Regions from separate parts of the Homo sapiens genome. Here region 1 is linked to region 2. The links are chromatin loops, found by intact Hi-C in ENCODE. Cell type or tissue: PC-3. All regions are shown on one strand. Each heading gives the region's core, and the rest is flanking DNA. Links, peaks and the distances in the headings are about the cores only.

The links. A loop is a pair of places that touch in the nucleus more often than their neighbours do. Peaks named below come from ENCODE experiments on the same cell type or tissue, not always from the same donor. Only the 100,000 strongest peaks of a DNase experiment are listed, where the experiment ranks them.
Region 1: it touches region 2 in a loop (2.5-fold over the local background); 1 of 110 quality-filtered maps calls a loop at or near these places.

What each region holds. Positions count from the first base shown.
Region 1 is chr5:148,089,796-148,093,808 of GRCh38, forward strand. SPINK5 (serine peptidase inhibitor Kazal type 5) reads left to right here. Exons shown (of 33, transcript NM_006846.4): 8 at 1,370-1,433. LOC124901185 (a long non-coding RNA gene) reads right to left here and starts at 3,947. Exons shown (of 3, transcript XR_007059139.1): 1 at 3,787-3,947; 2 at 1-8. In PC-3, for the core only: no CTCF peak of the experiment used is centred there; a DNase peak (open chromatin) is centred at 1,336; H3K4me3 peaks cover 1,104 bases; H3K27ac peaks cover 438 bases.
Region 2 is chr5:147,993,449-147,999,073 of GRCh38, forward strand. No RefSeq gene overlaps it. Among named protein-coding and RNA genes, the nearest start is that of SPINK5, 68 kb to the right of the region's middle. In PC-3, for the core only: no CTCF peak of the experiment used is centred there; a DNase peak (open chromatin) is centred at 2,593.

The DNA.
Region 1 (4,013 bases), core at 1-2,500, 95 kb after region 2:
TGAAGTTTCTTAAAAGAAGAGAATAAGGTGGTCATGTTAGTTATTAAATTCAAGACTCTCATTTCTTTTAAATTACAGTAATTTGAAAATGTATAGTGTTTTATAAGGCACAATATTTTAAAATTTAGAAAGCACTTTCATATGGAATGATCTAGGTCAGTCGTCTGACATCCATTGCTTCATTTGGGCATATGTAGAGACCCTTCCTGAGTAATGTGAGGCTAATTAAAATAATAATAGTAATAATGCCATGTGTCTGAATCTATTTATTAGCTTAAAAAGTGGAACGCGGATCATTACAAAAGGAAGGGCTATTGGGTTAATCTTTATCTGAGTGCCTGGCAGTGCTTGGGCATTAAAGACGCAGATGTGGATAAGATCTAATTAGTCTTTCATATTCTGGCTGTTAAACAAGGTTTAGACTCTCTAATTCACGTGCCAGCAAACCTTAAATTGCTATATTTACATCACTGGAACTTTAAAATCAGGACAGAGATTTAACTGATTAGCAAACAAACGTCACACCTGCCTTTGAAAATTACAGTTAGTCCTTGTAGAATTCAAGGACATGTCCAATCAGGTTTACAAAACAGTGATGATAACTGGTTTCCAGACAGGAAATCAGCCTGATTTCCACTTTCTTATCTAGGAGACATGTTCTCTCAATGTTCAAATCTGCCCTAATTCTGTAGGGTTTTTTTTTCTTTTTATGCATTATGTGAAAAGGGGAATTTGACCTCTCTAACTCCTGGTTTCTTACTCTGTGGAACTGAGATAGCCACACCTATCTCCGGAATGAGACGCTAATCAAATGATAGATGTGAAAGGGCTTAAAGCTCAATTCAAATGTAGCTTTCATTAACAACTTAGTACTTTTACATGAAAGCAAACAAATACTTTACAAGGTATACAAAGTTATACTTAAGGGTGTGGATGGCAATGTCTCAAATGCTCAGTTTGGTTTCACCCTTGTCACAGCATTATTTTAAAGCTCTTGGTTCTGCCTGTTAAAGGGAATTTTCCTGACAATCTTCTGTTTGTCAATCAAGGTGTCACACCCATTCAGTTTTACAGAACAAAGCTTCTAATTGACTGTCAGTGAGTCAGTTTCACACCCTTTCTTACTATAGGCAAGAAAGCTAATTTACAGAAAGCAAGTTTCCCAGATAAGCTATTGCCGTCTTTCTTTCTTTCCTTATCTTTGGCAATTTCTCTGGCTCAGGCATTGAAGACGGAAATGCTTGTCTCTTGTAAGAGGATCATTTTCAGCAATTCGTAGCAGAGGATATGAAAGTGTTTAGCACAGGACTGAGGATACTGAAAATATGATTGAGTCATAAACTGACCAACTGTTTACTTTTCTTAACAGTTTAAAAGAAGCTGAAAATGCCAAGCGAGAGGGTGAAACTAGAATTCGACGAAATGCTGAAAAGGTAAAATGACTCACCAACGCAATTTTGTTCTTGTGGCCATATTTATTAACAAATGTATGCCTAAACCTTTGAGTAATGAAATAAAGTCATTGTCTTTTATTATTATATAGATATTTTTCTTAATATCAAAATTCCCCAAATTGACTATTCCTAGAATATTAATCATTAGATTCAGATTTAAAACAGCATTTCCTACCTAAGGCCCAAAATGTGCAGTTTCCACCTGTGTTTCTCCAGTCCTCTAGCCCCCAAAAGAAGATATAAGATAGAAAGTTTGTATAAACCAAATTCTGCTTAATTTCTAGCAGCCTTCTTTTTGGTTTAGTGTAAACCCATTTTACTCTGTATAAATTGTTTAAAATTGGCAATGAAATATAAATTAAACAGGAATAATTTTAAAATAGTGAGAGTGTTTTAAACACTATATCCACTAGTGCATTTTATGTGCAATTAAATTGACACAAGTTGAAGTTATTCACTTTGCCATTGTGATTATTCTGTTCAGAAAAACCTGCATTTATAAAGGTCTTGATTCTGCTTTAAAAAAAAAAAAAGACAAATTTTTAGAATGTGTTTTAAAAAAATCCTTAAAATTATTTTTTTGAAATTACTTGATAATTTAATTATTCAATCTAGTATAAAAAGTTTTGAATAAGCACTTTAGGTAATGCAGCCTGGATTTCTTAAATCACCTACTTTCAATGAGAGGGATAGCAGTTTCTTTGCTAAATGGCTAACCTTTTGTTGAGAAGTCAGAACGCCTGAGTTTTAGCCTTGGTTTTGCCATGCTCTGGGTGTGGGAGACTAAGTAAATAATCATCCTGGGCCTTAATTTTCTTGTCAGCAAAGTAAAGAGGTTGGATAATGACCTGAATTTTACCTTCCTGTTGGACTGTGATTCTACATCCTGCACACTTTTGTACTAATACAAGTGCACTCCTTTTTGCAGATCGTAGGGCTTATGTTTTCCTAAAGGAAGAAACAAGCCCACCTTTTGGTAGTCAAGAGCTAGCCCTTCAGTTCGTAATGCTTATTTAATGAAGCAAAGCTCTCAACCTAAATAGGGTATTGAAGGTTTACATTTAGGAAAACTAAGTATTCAGAACCATCTACAGTTTATGCAACACTTGCCAAGGATTGAAAAGGAATTCTTTTGTGGTGGTTGTTAAATTTCAGTCTAAAACTTTGGGTCATCCTGTGATAGTTAACATTTTATTACTTCATAAACACAGAGAGTTATTTTCCTTTGTTTTTCATTAGGTCTCTGTACTTCCCTCTTCCTCTCTGTGGCTAGGGTCATTGTTTTGGTGGGGTCACCGGGCATGATGGTGTGAATAGGACTGCTTTATTGTGATGGCTCAATATGTTCCCTATAATTAACTTGTCACTAGGTTGCAAACACAGTGTTTCTTCAGAATCTCCTTGGCTGAATCACAACTTATAAACTGAAATTATCATTGTTTCTTTTACGAGAATCATTGAGCATTAATTTTTTATACCATGCTATGATTATCAGGTGACTGTCTTCTGCTTCTCTATTTCTAGGTTGTTACAACCATGAGGTTTGGAGCACATCCATTGCTCCTCCAAAAATAAATATCTTCTTAATAGGAAGCAGTTAGGATTCTCTGTTAAAGCATCCCAATGGAATTTGAATTATTTTTTAAAAAACCAAAGAATGCTAGATCTAGAAAAGGTCCTACAGAGCATCTGTTCCAAAAACCTCATTGTAGAAGTAGTAACTGTGGTTCCAAAGGAGAAGGGACTTTGCTGTGGTCTCCCATTTGGGTGAGAGGGACAATCTAGTGGCCCAGGTCATTTGACTCCTAGCCATGCTCTTTATGCCCATGTTTTCTTGCCTGAAATTGAATGACGAAGGTCACACAGTTGAAAAGAAAGTTATAGACCAGGATTTTTTGTAGGTCATATTATAGTACTATATCTCACCACAAAATGTTTAATGACATAGAGATCCCCAAGCCTAGAGTAGCTTAGAGTATCATTTTTTTGGTAAAGTTTAGCCCTCCTCACATAGTAGAGTTTTCAAAACACAGAAAGTAGCCTGAAAGTATTGAACCAAAGCATCAGGAAATCTGAAAACAAATCTTTCTTGGATTTTTTTTGGTGGGGGGAAGTCACTCCTTTTTAGCTTTTCTAAATGAGTATCAGTCTTGATGATCTATCTGTCTAAGGTGAGGGTGAAAGGAAATTAGATCTACTCTCTCTCTACAATGTCAGAAATTATTATGGATAAAGAAGGCAGAATACACAAAAATTATCCACAGATCCATAGAGAAAATCAACTAAAGTAAGCATAACACTGTTGGATAACATCTTGTTTCTTTATACTTACAAACTTAGCTGGATTATTCTTGACTTGATCCATATTAAGTCACTTTTAGACATCTCATCTTCTCACAACTTTTTTTTCTTTTTTTTTTTGTGATTTGGCTGCTGCATTTTGTTGTGTTTGTGCTGGAACCTCATGAAAGATATCCCCTGACCCCTATTGATCTGAAAGTTAAAAAGAAATACCTAGTTTTAATCCAAGAAAACTCTTGGTCAGCCTTATTTTTTCCG
Region 2 (5,625 bases), core at 1,226-3,725:
ATTACATTCAAGATCTTGGATTTAAGTTCTTTAGTAAATAGTGAAAGACACATATAACTGTAAAATATTATAGAATTTTTATTGACATGCAATGCAACTGAGTTTTGTTACCATCTATAAAATAATGGTTTTTAATAAAATCATTTAAATGGAATTTAGGTAATTTGAAAAATAAACAGACCAATAGAAAATTGTGCTCCTAAAATTTCTGGGTAAAGTTAAAAATGCAACACAACCATTTTGTTGATTGATTTGATTATATTTTATTTTGCTATATTATGGTTTTGGAAAACATTCTTAATTGTCTGGAAATTTGAAGTCATATAGCATTAAGTAAATCATGAGAACACTATTAAGAATACTATTATATGAAACAAAGTCTAAATTTTGACACATGAATCAAAAAGAATTTAAAAAACACTTTTAGTTTATGTAAATATTCGTTACAGTAAAAAAAATGAAAGATCTTCTTGATCCTCTGACTTAAAAATTCAAGGTTTTTTCAGTTATACTGGGTCAAAACAATTTTAAAAGCTTCATTGAGGTAGAACGGACACACAATAAACTGCACATATTTAAAGTGAACAATTTGATGCATTTTAAAATATGTATACACCAGTGAAACCCTCACGACAATCAAAACAATGAACATACTCATAACTTGTAAACTTTTTGAATGCCCCTTTTAAAAACTCATCTCTTAACCCTCCTATCTCTCTGCCCAGGCAACTGCTTATCTACTTTCCATCACTATATAGTAGTTTGCATTTTCTTGATTTTGTTTAAAAGGTAAACTGAGGCACAATAAAATTATAAAGAGTTTATTTGAGCATGCAAGAATTCATGAATGGCACCAGACTGAGAGTAGTTCGGAGGCTCCGTTGAAGTGGCATAATGGACAGGTTTAGCAGAGGGAATGCAAAAGTAATTCAAAAAATTTTGATTGGTTATAGTTGCAAAGTTGCTTTATTTGGTCTATGCTGCTGGAAAGTCCTTAGTTACATAATTATAAATTAGTCGCTGAGTTTGATTGGTTGAGCATAAGTTGTTTTCTTTAATATAGGCATTTACAAGAAATAGCTCAAGTTAAGTTATGTTTGCAAATCAAGCGAAGTTAAGGTCACTTATAAGGCCCATTTGATTTTGTCTGTTCAGGGCTTCTTCAGGCCTGATCTCCATTTTAATTTATTTAACAACTTTCATATAACTAAAATCATGCAATATGCACTTATTTGTCTAGTTTCTTCCACTCAGTAAAATTATCTTGAGATTCACCTATACTGTTGCATGCATGAATAGTTTCTTTTCTTTCATTGGTGAATAGTATTCTGTCGCATGGATGTATTGCAATGTGTTTGTTCATTCACCTGTTGATGAATATTTGAGTTGGTTCCAGTGTTTGACTATTACAATAAAACTGCTTTAAGCATTCTAGTACAAGTTTTACATAAACATATGCTTTTCTTACTCCTGGGTAAACACCTAGGAATAGAATGGCTGGACTAAATAGTAGGTATATGTTTAACTATTTAAAGAAACTGCCAAACTTTTTTTTTTTTTTTCCTGAGGTAGTTGACCCATTTTCTATATGAGAGGTCCAGTTCTTCCACATCATCTTCAACACACGGTGTGGTTAGTCTTCTGATTATAGCCATTTTCTAATAAGTGTGTAACAGTACCTCACTGTGGTCGTAATTTTCATTTTCCTAATTGCCAATAGTGTTGAGCATCTTTTATGTGCTTATTTGCCATTTGTTTGTTTTGGGCCAAATTTCTCTCCATATCTTTTGCTGCTTTTCAGTTTGCTGTCATAATCTTATTATTGAGTTTTGAGAATTCTTTACAAAGAGACTTAGAAAAATTTTGGGCAATGAACATATTCATTATCTTGATTCTGGTGATGGTTTCACACGTATGCATATACGTATGTCTAAAATTGTGACATTATACATTTAAAGAATATACAGCTTTTGGTGTGTCAATTATATCAGAATAAGAAAGATAGTCCCCATGAATATTTGTTTTTTTATATATCTGTAATATGCAAGGAAATTTGGTTAATTGAAATAACAACTTTGTAAATACATTTAAATTAGTAGTCAATTGGTTTACACTGACACCTTTGAGTTGAGATGTTGCAATGTGAGTATCAGTATTGTGGTGTCTAAGAGAATTTTAAGTTTGTTGTTTTTTATTAAATTTATAAAAATTCATTAGTACTCGAAAAATACTTACTCATTTTATTATCTAATTGAAATACTTGAAAGGAAAATTGTTTATAAATGTAGTTTTAAAAGTTTTAGGGCATCTAATTGGCTGAGTTTTAAAAAGATAACAAAATTTTTCAGAGACTATTTTAACAGTGATTTTTAAAATAAAGTCAACCTAAAATGTCTTATAAATGGAACAACAAATTTTCGAACTAAATTTAATTACTTGAAGGGGAGCCTGTAAATTTTTACTGCCTGAGACAATTTTAATCTAGAAGAAAAAGATATTACTCTGTGGCTTCTACAGCCAACTTCAAGGTAGCTGCAAATAAAGGTTTGGTGACAAAACAAATAACCTCGGGACTTGTGGTATTGACCAGGACAACCACAAGGCTAATAGCACCCAAGGTCGACATTTCTTCCCTACTTCTCACTATGTTCACACCCTCCCACTGTCTTTTATAGTAATGGTAAGCAATTATATCATCAGGGTAAAATTTATAACTTAGTGGACATATAGATATAAATACGATGATTGCATTTCTATGAACTGGGAAACCAAACATGAGGAATCAACCTATCAGCCCTCCAGAATATGCCAGTGCCTTATAACAATGGAGGAGGAGTGGTTGAGTGGGGAGGAGGGTATAATTGAAAGTTTCAACTGCAGTCATCCTTTATACACAATGTGCCCCCTTTACAGATGATCAAGTTTTACCGGACAAATTCACAATTTATTCCAAATGTCTATTAGGAGCACCTTTCCAGGTAGTGAAATGGGAAAGGTTCTCTTGTCCCCTTCACAGGGTGTGTGATGGGGGTGTGGCTCACTTCTTCAGTGCCCCGCTGCTCAGACCTCTAGGGAAGCATACAGGTGGGCAGACTGTGGGGCTCCAACCCCATGGCAGTGTCTAGGGGTGTTTACAGTTCCTGACGTCCCAGCGGACGTGTGTTATGGGGTGCTCTGTTAGCTTGCCATCTATAGGTGGCTTGTGGTAAGCAACTCAATTAAACCCCCTTCCTTATCACAAGGACAGAATAATTTCTATATCCCCGAGTTTCTTGCCTTGGTGTAACAAAAGAATTGGATCACATGTGGGCTTGGAGACTGAGTGCAAGGTTTTACGGAGTAGAAGTAGGGATAGGGAGCAGATAGGGAAGCCTGAAGAAAAATGGTTTTCCCTGAAGTCGGGGCACTCCGGGGCCTCTGACCGCTTTGGCTAAACTCCAAGGTGTTCTGCTGGTGGATGGCCTGCTGACCTACTGGTGGCTGTCTGCGTGCTCTTCTGCCAGCTGGCTCTCGACGACCAGCCGCTTGTATCTTCTTCTACGGATGTGTTCATCACAATGTCCAGCCACTTCTGTGTTTGCCCGCTAGGGTCTTGGGTTTTTATATGCCCAGGATGGGGGCCTGGTGGGCCAGGGTGGTCTTGGGAAATGCAACATTTGGGCAGGAAATGCCTGTTCTCACCTAGGTCCGTGGAGGTGGAACCCCAGCCAGGGACCACACCCTCCTCTACCCAGCACTTGCCTTTCCCCCTTCTGTATTGTTTAAAAGGACCACACTCTTCCCTTCCCAGCACTTTCGTAGCAGTAACTCTTTGGAGTTCGCTACTGATGACAACATGGCCCACCCTTTTCTCCCTTACCCCAGCATCATGAGGCTTTCTTTCCTACGTGAGTACCTCAGGACTTCTCATCTCTTGGCAAAAAGGCAATCTGAGCAGGGTATTTATGTTATAGTTTTGTATGAAAGAAAAAGTCTTTAACTTTGATGTTTTTAGACAGTGATAGAAGGCAGTTGGTTCTCACCCTTCCCTGAGGAGCACTAATTTCCTTCCTTCTAGCAAAGCAGTTTTTGAAAAAATAAACTAATAAAAGATAAGATGTTTATTTGCAAATTTGAAATCTGTGAGCTCATTTGTCATCACACAAACTAAACAGCTCAGCCACATAAAGGAAATCACAAGAACAGTTTAATGCAAAAACCACGGTATATGGGATCTGTGGCCAAGAGCCTTTTCCTGTCTGGACACGAACTCCTTTAACTGTTTGAGAGAGGCGGCTTAGAGCTGATTGAACACCAGTAATCCTTGACCTTAATGTACAAACCAAAGCAGCATGTAAGGGAAGGGGCTAGCTTTCCAGCTGGTGGAAAGCACAGTTGAGTAGAGATTTGTGATTTCAGTGGAAATGGGAGGAAGGCCAGATGGAAGAAGATTTTGGTTCTGGACATTCTGCTGCATCTGAAATGTATTCTTTACTGGAAACAGATTACTCTCCTGCTATGGCAGGTGGTTCTTCTTTTTGTTTCAAACTGCCAAAACTAAGACCCAGAAAGGTCAGATACTATCAGGCAATTTTTACCTTTTGGAGTAAGACCCCCAAAGGCACAGAAAAGCTTATGGTAAAAGCATATTCAGTTTCCCTAAGGGATCTAGATGTGGAATGCTTTGTCTAGAAATAGCCTCATGCCCTAATCATAAGGGTCAGAAAACTTGTTTGTAAAGGGCCATTCAGTAAATATGTTTGGTTCTACAGATTGTAACTTATCAACTCTGCTGTCCTGGTGCTAAAGCAACCATAGACAGTACATATATGAATGAGTATGGCTGTGTTTTAATAAAACTTTATTTACAAAAACAGACAGCAGGCCAGTTTGACTCATGGGCCATAGTTTGATTGTTTCAATGAGTTGAAAGAGTATTGGCATGAATATGAAGTTGATGGTGGCCTCATGTTAATCCTGCTCCAGGCCAAGTATGTGACTTCAGGAAATCTTCTTTCTCTCCCTGGAACTCATAGTAAATATTTATTGAACATTACCTATGTTGTCATAACTTTATAATCTCATTTATTTAATGCTCATAGCAGCCCAACAGTGCAGGTACTATTATTAACTTAGAGCACAGTGAGTGAGTTTCAAAGTGACAACTTAAACCCATCCAAGTCTGTTTATCTTTAAAGCTAATGTTCTTAGTTATAACCACAATGTCTCCCAGTAAAGTGGTGGATTTTGATTTAATATTCCCTAATTCCTCTTCTATAGCTGACAATCAGTAAATATGGGGGAAGAAACAGTGTTCTCTGTGGGATGTGTCTCCATCTTTTTCTGGTCTGTTACTTAGAGCTTCTCTTTAAAAATTTCCTGAGTGTCCTTTGTTTTGTTTATTGTTCTAAGCTGGTTTTTGTACTTGGTCAACCACTGGAGTGACAGACTTTGAGGAAACACTGATGCCTCCCTGCTAAAAACAAGGTTAACCAAACTTCCCCACCCTCTGTAAAATGACTCAACTGTGATTGACTGGCTGCCTCTTTCTAGTGCCAATGCTTACTTGGATTTCAAATGAGAATTTGTGTTTTTTACTTTTTAAAGAACTATCATTACATTTTAATATTTCTAAGATAATAAGAG